Regions from separate parts of the Homo sapiens genome. Here region 2 is linked to region 1. Evidence: chromatin contacts called from ENCODE Hi-C or POLR2A ChIA-PET data. All regions are on one chromosome and are shown on one strand. Each heading gives the region's core, a stretch centred on a gene start or an enhancer-like site at or near the end of the contact. The rest is flanking DNA. Distances are from core to core; before and after follow the strand shown. Region 1 overlaps LOC105372649 (a long non-coding RNA gene). Region 2 overlaps KCNB1 (potassium voltage-gated channel subfamily B member 1).

Region 1 (3,754 bases), core at 1,129-3,628:
CTGCCTCCCCCCAAGACTGAGTGTTTAGGGTCCCCCCATTTCCCAGCCCCCACTCCATTGTCCCCACTGCTTCCCAGCCAAGAGCAAACCTGCGTCCCTGGTGACGCAGGAAGCTGTAGGCTGTCCGGTTGTCATGGCGACAGCCGCTAGCCCCTGTAAACAGTCTCGCCTCCTGGCTGCCTGGGTGAATCGCTCTCACCACCCTCAGACGCTGTGCTCTGGGCCTTGCTGCACACTTGACCCGTTCTTGGTGGCTGGTCGAGCCAAAGATCCAAATGTCTCTGCTGCTTCCCACCTGGGGGGTTGAGGGGACAGGGGGTGTAGAAGCAGAAAACCTAGGTCCTCATCACCCTTTCTGCCCCTTCTGGGCTGTGCGACCTTGAGGAGTCCCTTCTCTTCTCCATGACTCAGGTCTCTTGTCCCTGCTTTACAGGGTGGTCATGAGGAGTTGATGAATTCTTTTCTTCCTTCCTTCATTCATTCAATAAATAATTATCAAACATCTACCATGTGCCAGGCAATGGCCTAAGTGCTAGGGATATCACAGTGACCAAGGCAGACCTGGTCCTCTGGGAGATACACAACAAACCAGTTCTGGGAAGAAAATAATATAGGCGAATGTGTATGACAGGGGAAAGAAAACAGGGCTACTTTTCTTAGGCGATCAGGAAAAGCCTCCCTGAGGAAGTACCATTTGAGCTAGACCAAAAGGAGAAGATGGCCAAGCAAAGCGATGGGAAAAGAAGTATTCTAGGAAGCAAGTGCAGCGTGTGCAAAGGCCCTGAGGCAGGGATGACTCAGCCTATTTACAGGACAGAAGGCCCTTTTCTCAAAATAATGCTAGGAGGGCGGGCCCAAGGTGTGAACTCTGGTGCTGCAGGTGGAGGGAGAGAAAGTGGACATTGACAACGGCTGCTGTGTGGGACAGCAGAAAGAGACGCTTTCATAGCCAGCTGCCACAGGCGCAGCTTCCAGCTCCCGGAGGGGCAGCCCTCAGACTGGGGGTCTGAGCTTCTGCACCAGGATAAAGCAGAACAGTAGCAATAACAGTGCAACATATTCCAGATGCTTTGCCTATATTAACTAGTTTAATCCTTACTACCCTAAGAGAGAGGTTACTGTGATGATTAACAGAAAAGCTGAACACATACCTGGCTGCAAAGCCCATGATCCCAGCTACCATGCTGGAAGCTCTATAAATGAGCAAAGAGACTCAGTCCAAAGCCTCCAGGAGTGGTGGGGACAGTGGCGGATGTGGCCTGTATAGAGGACTCCAGCTCCAGCCCATGTGGCAGTGTGTGGGAATGCAGACTCACAGTGGCAAGATGTTCTAATTTTCTAAAATAAGCCAGACTGTTGTGTGAACTCTCCTGATTTTAAAACGTTGACTCTATTGTTATTTTAAATATCAGACGGTCAAATAAGACATAGCATCATTCTAGACCTCCAGATGAGACCAGCTGCATAATTTGTGGGGTCCAGTACAAAATGAAAATGCAGGGCCCCTTGTTCAAAAATTAAGAATGTCAAGCCAGCGACAGCAGAACGCTAAACCAAGCTCAGCATTCTTGTGAGTGTGGGGCCCTGTGCAAATGGCTGTGCATGTGCATGATGCCAGCTCTGCCTCAAACGTGGGCACTTCCTAAGAACTTGTTGAATTAAATGGAAGGAAGGGGCCGGGCACGGTGGCCCACGCCTGTAATCCCAGCACTTTGGGAAGCCAAGGCTGATGGATCACTTGAGGTCAGGAGTTCCAGACCAGCCTGGCCAACATGGTGAAACCCCGTCTCTACCAAAAAAAATACAAAAAATTAGTCAGGTGTGGTGGTGCATGCCTGTAGTTCCAGCTACTCAGGGAGCTGAAGTGGGAGAATTGCTTGAACCTGGGAGGTGAAGGCCGCAGTGAGCTGAGATTGCACCACTGTGCTCCAGCCTAGGCAACAGAGCAAGACCCTGTCTCTAAATAAATAAATAAATAAAGGGAAGGGAAAAAGGAAGGAAAATGAACATGTGTTGGCACCTACTATGCATCAGACATAGCTTTATAAAATAGCAACACTTTATAAAGCACTCACCACGTGCCAGGCACCGTAGGCATTAATGCATTTAAACCTCACAAGATGGTGCTCTTGTGAATCCCATTTTCCAGATGAGGAAATTGGGACTCAGGGAAGTAAAGCCACTTGGTCACTGCTAATACTGGGGTAGCAAGGGGTGAGGGAGAACAAATGGAAAAAATAAGAGGAAGACCAAGGCAAGAGGAAAAGAAGCCACCCCAAGCCTGTCTCCCAAGCTGGGCTGCACTCAGGTCTCTGCCAAGACCGCGTGGAATTTGGGGAGGCCGCCACACCCCGGAGAAGGGCCCGTGGCATTTCTGAATCACGGTGCCATCCGCCCCGGTTTGGCTTCTCTCCGGCGATCCAATTACTAAATGTAGCCGCATTCTTTAAAAATGTCTTTCCTCTTATGTAATGCAATAGTGACAAACGCCAAACAGATGGTGCTGTGACAAGCTTTTTAAAAGTTGATTAGGAGCTCATCTTTCAAAATTAATGTATGGGCATTTAAACAAGCTCCAGCCGGCCACAAAACTCAATTGAGAATCCATATGGGACAAATCGCTTGATGGACTGGCTACATTGACCACCTTCCCGGCCAGGGTTTGACGTGAAAAGTTTGGGGAATGGTAATAGCACGGGTCACGTTGACTTGTGAGCAATGGGCAAAAGATACCTGGTTTGGGCAGAGGGGAAAAATGCCTTGGGCCTCCCAAAAGCCCAGGAGGCTGGAGCCTCCTCAATCTATTTACCAAGACTTTTTTATTTTTTTTTTCAAAATTGTACATTGTCTTCGAGAGAGCGGACCGTCTCTCCCTGCCTCGGGAGGGAAGCGGGTTAGTCATAAACTATGTCAGATGCTGCCAGCGAGCAGCTTCACCCCCACCCTTTCTTCCTCAGTGTTCAGGGATGAGATCATTTCATTTGGAGCCAATTATAGACGGAGAATGCTGGGGATGTGCAAAGAAACCTCCTCAGAACCCTTCCCTCCCACATCACAGGCTGTACCCTGCCAGGATGGGCAAGAACAAGAGGCCAGGCGCCCAGCCCCAGGTTCGACCCCAGGGTTTCTGAAGGCCATGCATTCCTAAGCCTTAGCTTGGACCTGTCAAGCTAGGATGCCAGGCTGTTGGCTAGACAAACCCTGTTGGCCTCAAAAGTTCAGGGCTGTATGGGCCCTTAAAGATCATCGCTGTTCAGATGAGGAAACTGAGGCTCAGAGAAGGGAAGTGGCTTGCTCAAGGTCCCATGGCAAGTTGGCAGCAAAGCCACAGAGATGAATGGTGGCTTCTCTGCCACCCACGAGGAGGATGTCTGTGGCCTGAAACATTCCCAGCATCCATTCCCATTGCTTCTGATACAAGGGTCCCGAGTTTTCCTTCTTGGTTCACGTGGTTCAAGTAGGACTGACCATGCCTCCACTTCCAAGGATATGCACCTGACCCAGCACCGGCCAATCAAAACAGTGCATTCCCCCACCCTCCCCCCACCCATTGATTCAGGAATATGAACCAGGGGTGTGAGATGAGCCTGGTCAATAAGCAGCAACCCCAGACCTGTAGCTGAGACTGAGACCATTGGAAGTGAGATGCTGTCTTCAGCTTTGTGATGCAGAATGGGGAGGAAGAAAGCCTAGAGCTGCTGGCAGCCATTAGTGCCACCACAGGATGCCTACCTAAGCACAAAGTCAACAGAGA
Region 2 (3,462 bases), core at 10-2,509, 36 kb before region 1:
AAACTCTGTCTCTACTAAAAATATAAAAATTAGCTGGACGTGGTGGCCTGTAATCCCAGCTACTCAGGAGGCTGAGGCACAAGAATCGCTTGAACCCGGGAGGCGGAGGTTGCAGTGAGTCGTGATCGCGATACTGCACTCCAGCCTCGGCTACAGAGCAAGACTCCGTCTCAAAAAAAAAAAAAAAAAAAAAGAAAGAAAGAAAAAAGAAAAGAAAAGCAATAGCAATGGGCTGCCCTTTATGGAAAGCAACTTTTTATATAACTTTATCGAGGCTTACTTTATGTATCATATAATGCACACCCATTTCCAGCATACAATTTGATAATTTTTATTAAATTTTACCAAATCGTGCAGGCTTTGCCCTAAGTCAGTTTTTAGAACACGACGTCCTTTATGATCATTAACTGTTAATCCCTATCCCCCACCCTGGCAACCACTAACCTACTTTCTGTCTCTATAGATTTGCTTTATCTGAACATTTCATATAAATGGAATCATATAATAAGTGGCTTTTTGTGTCTGACTTCTCTCACTTATCATAATGTTTTCATGGTTCGTCTGTGTTGTAGCATATATCAGCACTTCATTCCTTTTTATGGATGAAGAATATTCCATTGTATGGATAGCTGCATTTCGTTTATCCATTCATCAGTTGACGGACATTGGGGTTGTTTCCACTGTGGGGCTATTATGAATACTGCAGCTATAAACCTGCATGTTTACGAAGAGCAATTTGCAAGCCCTAAACACTAGGTGCAGCTTCCAGCTTGCCAAAGCTTCTAGTGTTACTGAACAGTGTTGACAGCAATGGGCTGTGTGACCGTGGGCAAGTCACTTCCGTTCTCTGCTTGAGTTTCCCCATCTTCCCAGCAGGAAGCTTGAGCCCTTTTCTGCATGGACAGTCTGTGCCTCATCCACATTCCTGGAACAGCAGGGAAGTGTGCAGAGGCCACGATAAACAGTCCGTAGGCCTCTCTGTGATTAACCACCAGAGCCGACGATTAGGATGAGGAGGGCCTGGCTCCAGCACTCCTGAATTCCACCCTGGGGATCCCCACCTGCCAATCTCTTCCCCCAGAGGACCAAAGCCCCCTCTCCCATTTGGTGCAGACAGGTAGGCTCCAGGATCCAGAACCTCTTCACAGGGAATTTGGGGACAGCCTCCCAGTCTCTGGAGCTGGCTCCTGCCTCTGCTCCCCGGGTTCCTGGAGTTCTGCCAAGCCCAACTGGGCTCAGATCCCAGAAAAGCAGAGGCCTGTCCAGGCCTGAGCTGGGGCTGGGAGGACTCCCAGGTGGTAGTCAGTTCCCCATTCCTGGGGCTTATCCCAGAAACCAAATCAACACAGTCCATCTGGGTCCACGAGCTGTTTAGAGGACGCACGCTGCCTTAGGCAGTCACTGGGGTCTACACAGCTACTCCTGGCTTCCAAAAGCAACCAGTACAGAGGTTAGGGATGGGGTTGACCATAAATTACCTGAATAATAATTTATTTATTTGAGACAGAGTTTCCCTCTTGTCGCCCAGGCTGGAGTGCAGTGGCTCAATCTTGGCTCACTGCAACCTCCGCCTCCCGGGTTCAAGCGATTCTCCTGCCTCAGCCTCCCAAGTAGCTGGGATTAAAGGCACCCACCACCACACCCGGCTAATTTGTGTATATTTAGTAGAGATGGGTTTCACCATGTTGGCCAGGCTGGTTTCGAACTCCTCAGGTGATCTGCCCACCTCGGCCTCCCAAAGTGCTGGGATTACAGGCGTGAGCCACCACACCCGGCCCTGAATAATAATTTAATAACATTATATATTAAGTGGCTTTTAGGTGAGTACTCAGTTACCTTCATCTTCATTTCAGAGAAAAGGAAATAGAGGCTCAGAGAGGGGGAGTGGCTTGTCCAAAGCCACACAGCTGGGGAATAATAGCCTTGGGACTCAAACTCAAGTCCAAAACCAGCTATAAATAAATGTAAAGAAATGTGGAGAAATAAATACAATTAAAGTTTAAAGTGATTGTGCCACTAGCTAAGGGCATTTTGAGTTCAATGAATTTTCATTGCAGTCTTGCAATGATCCCTGTCTTACATATAGGGAAACTGAGGCACAGAGGGCTTAAATCACGTTGGGAAGTTCCCCAGGCAGGAAGTGTGGCCCTGATTCTAAGGGCCTCACTGAGTCTGGGAAAGAAAAAGTTCTTGCAGGTGGGGTCAGGAGGGGTGGGGCAGGGGAGACCCCCCACACTGCATTACCGCATACGCTGTGTGATGCACATTCACACAGACCGATGGCAGGTGTGCTCTGACCCTCCCAACCCAACCCTGAGCAGCAGGCACTCCCCCACACCCTCCACCTTGGAGTCCAGTGGAGCCCCTCCCCCTGCTTTGCTCGTTTCCTAGGCTTCCTTGGGCTGAGGGAAGGGGAGAGGGAGGGCACAGTCTCAAGTACAAAAGGGGTGCCTGCTTTAGGTCTGTACAATAGCTGGGTGCATAATTCATGCATCTGTCGCCAGAACATCAATTATGTGGGCCTTCCCTGGAGTTGTCTGGGGGTTAGAAACCAAAGCAGGCTTCCCCTGCTAGCCTTTGGGGGAAAATAAGACTGCCCAGCTCTTAAAGGAACAGACTCCCAGGGAACCCATTCCTCCCTGTGCAGGCGCCCTCCTGCCAGAAGTCACCAGACGAGAGCAGCTTCCTGTAGGGCTCAGCCCAAAGCCCACTGGCTGCCCACTCTGACCCACTCTGTGTCCCCAACTCCACAATTGTGAGGGGCTGACTATTGGCATGTCCCAGAGTTTCTCAATCTCAGTACTGATGGCATTTCAGGCTAGATCATTCTTTGCCGTGGGAGCTGTCCTGTGCATTGTAGGGCATTTAGTGACATCCCAGACCTCCACCCCCAAGATGTCAGGAGCACCCCTCCCACCAGTTGTAACGACCAAAAATTTCTGCCAAAATTGCCAAGTGTCCCCCAGGAGTAAAAATCATCCCCTTAAAAACCACTAGTATGTCCTCATTTTACAAATAAGGAAACTGAGGCAGTGAACATTTGGATGCCCAAGGCCATTCCACCAATGAATGGCAAGAGCTAGAATTTCAACTCCAGGACCCACACTCCTCAGCTCAACACAGGAGCACCAAAAAGTGTGCTGCCAAGATGTTATTCCAACAATTACATATTTATTTTGGTGAATATTTAATACATATAGCCCTGGCATGAAAAATCAGCAATTTTGCATATGATTTCTTAGAATAAAGCTAAAATAAAATAAAGAAGGTGAGTGGGCTTTTTTGATTTTTTGTTTTTACCATTAAGGAAAGAGTGATACAAGTAGCAAAATACATACAGTATAACGTCAAAACTGAGCAAAGTCCAGGTGCGGTGGCTCACGCTTGTAATCCTAGCACTTTGGGGGCCCTGGTGGGAGGATTGCTTGAGGCCAGGAGTTCAAGACCAGCCTGGGCAACATA

What was found. Hi-C counts contacts between places; a loop is a spot of excess contacts on that map. ChIA-PET counts read pairs that join two places held with the same protein, here RNA polymerase II (POLR2A). Pooled maps may share reads with other maps.
Region 2: a map of heart right ventricle shows a loop between it and region 1 (2.1-fold over the local background). The contact joins two enhancer-like sites. A Hi-C loop is called at or near these places in 23 of 168 maps with a recorded cell type or tissue (K562, MCF 10A, Right ventricle myocardium inferior and 15 more) and 20 of 50 pooled maps. POLR2A ChIA-PET finds 5 or more read pairs at or near these places in 7 of 52 experiments (AG04449, MCF 10A, Panc1 and 2 more).

The regions. Positions count from the first base shown.
Region 1 is chr20:49,344,400-49,348,153 of GRCh38, reverse strand. The region is part of intron 2 of LOC105372649 (a long non-coding RNA gene); the gene reads right to left. Among named protein-coding and RNA genes, the nearest start is that of SNORD12, 66 kb to the right of the region's middle. Within about 2 kb of position 2,378, at least 14 of the 41 ENCODE cell types and tissues checked have a DNase peak (open chromatin) inside an H3K27ac peak, as active enhancers do; they include gastrocnemius medialis, heart right ventricle, psoas muscle and 2 more, where a contact is called at or near this core.
Region 2 is chr20:49,379,533-49,382,994 of GRCh38, reverse strand. All of the region lies in intron 1 of KCNB1 (potassium voltage-gated channel subfamily B member 1), which reads left to right. All of the region lies in intron 2 of LOC105372649 (a long non-coding RNA gene), which reads right to left. Among named protein-coding and RNA genes, the nearest start is that of SNORD12, 100 kb to the right of the region's middle. Within about 2 kb of position 1,259, at least 15 of the 41 ENCODE cell types and tissues checked have a DNase peak (open chromatin) inside an H3K27ac peak, as active enhancers do; they include gastrocnemius medialis, heart right ventricle, psoas muscle and 2 more, where a contact is called at or near this core.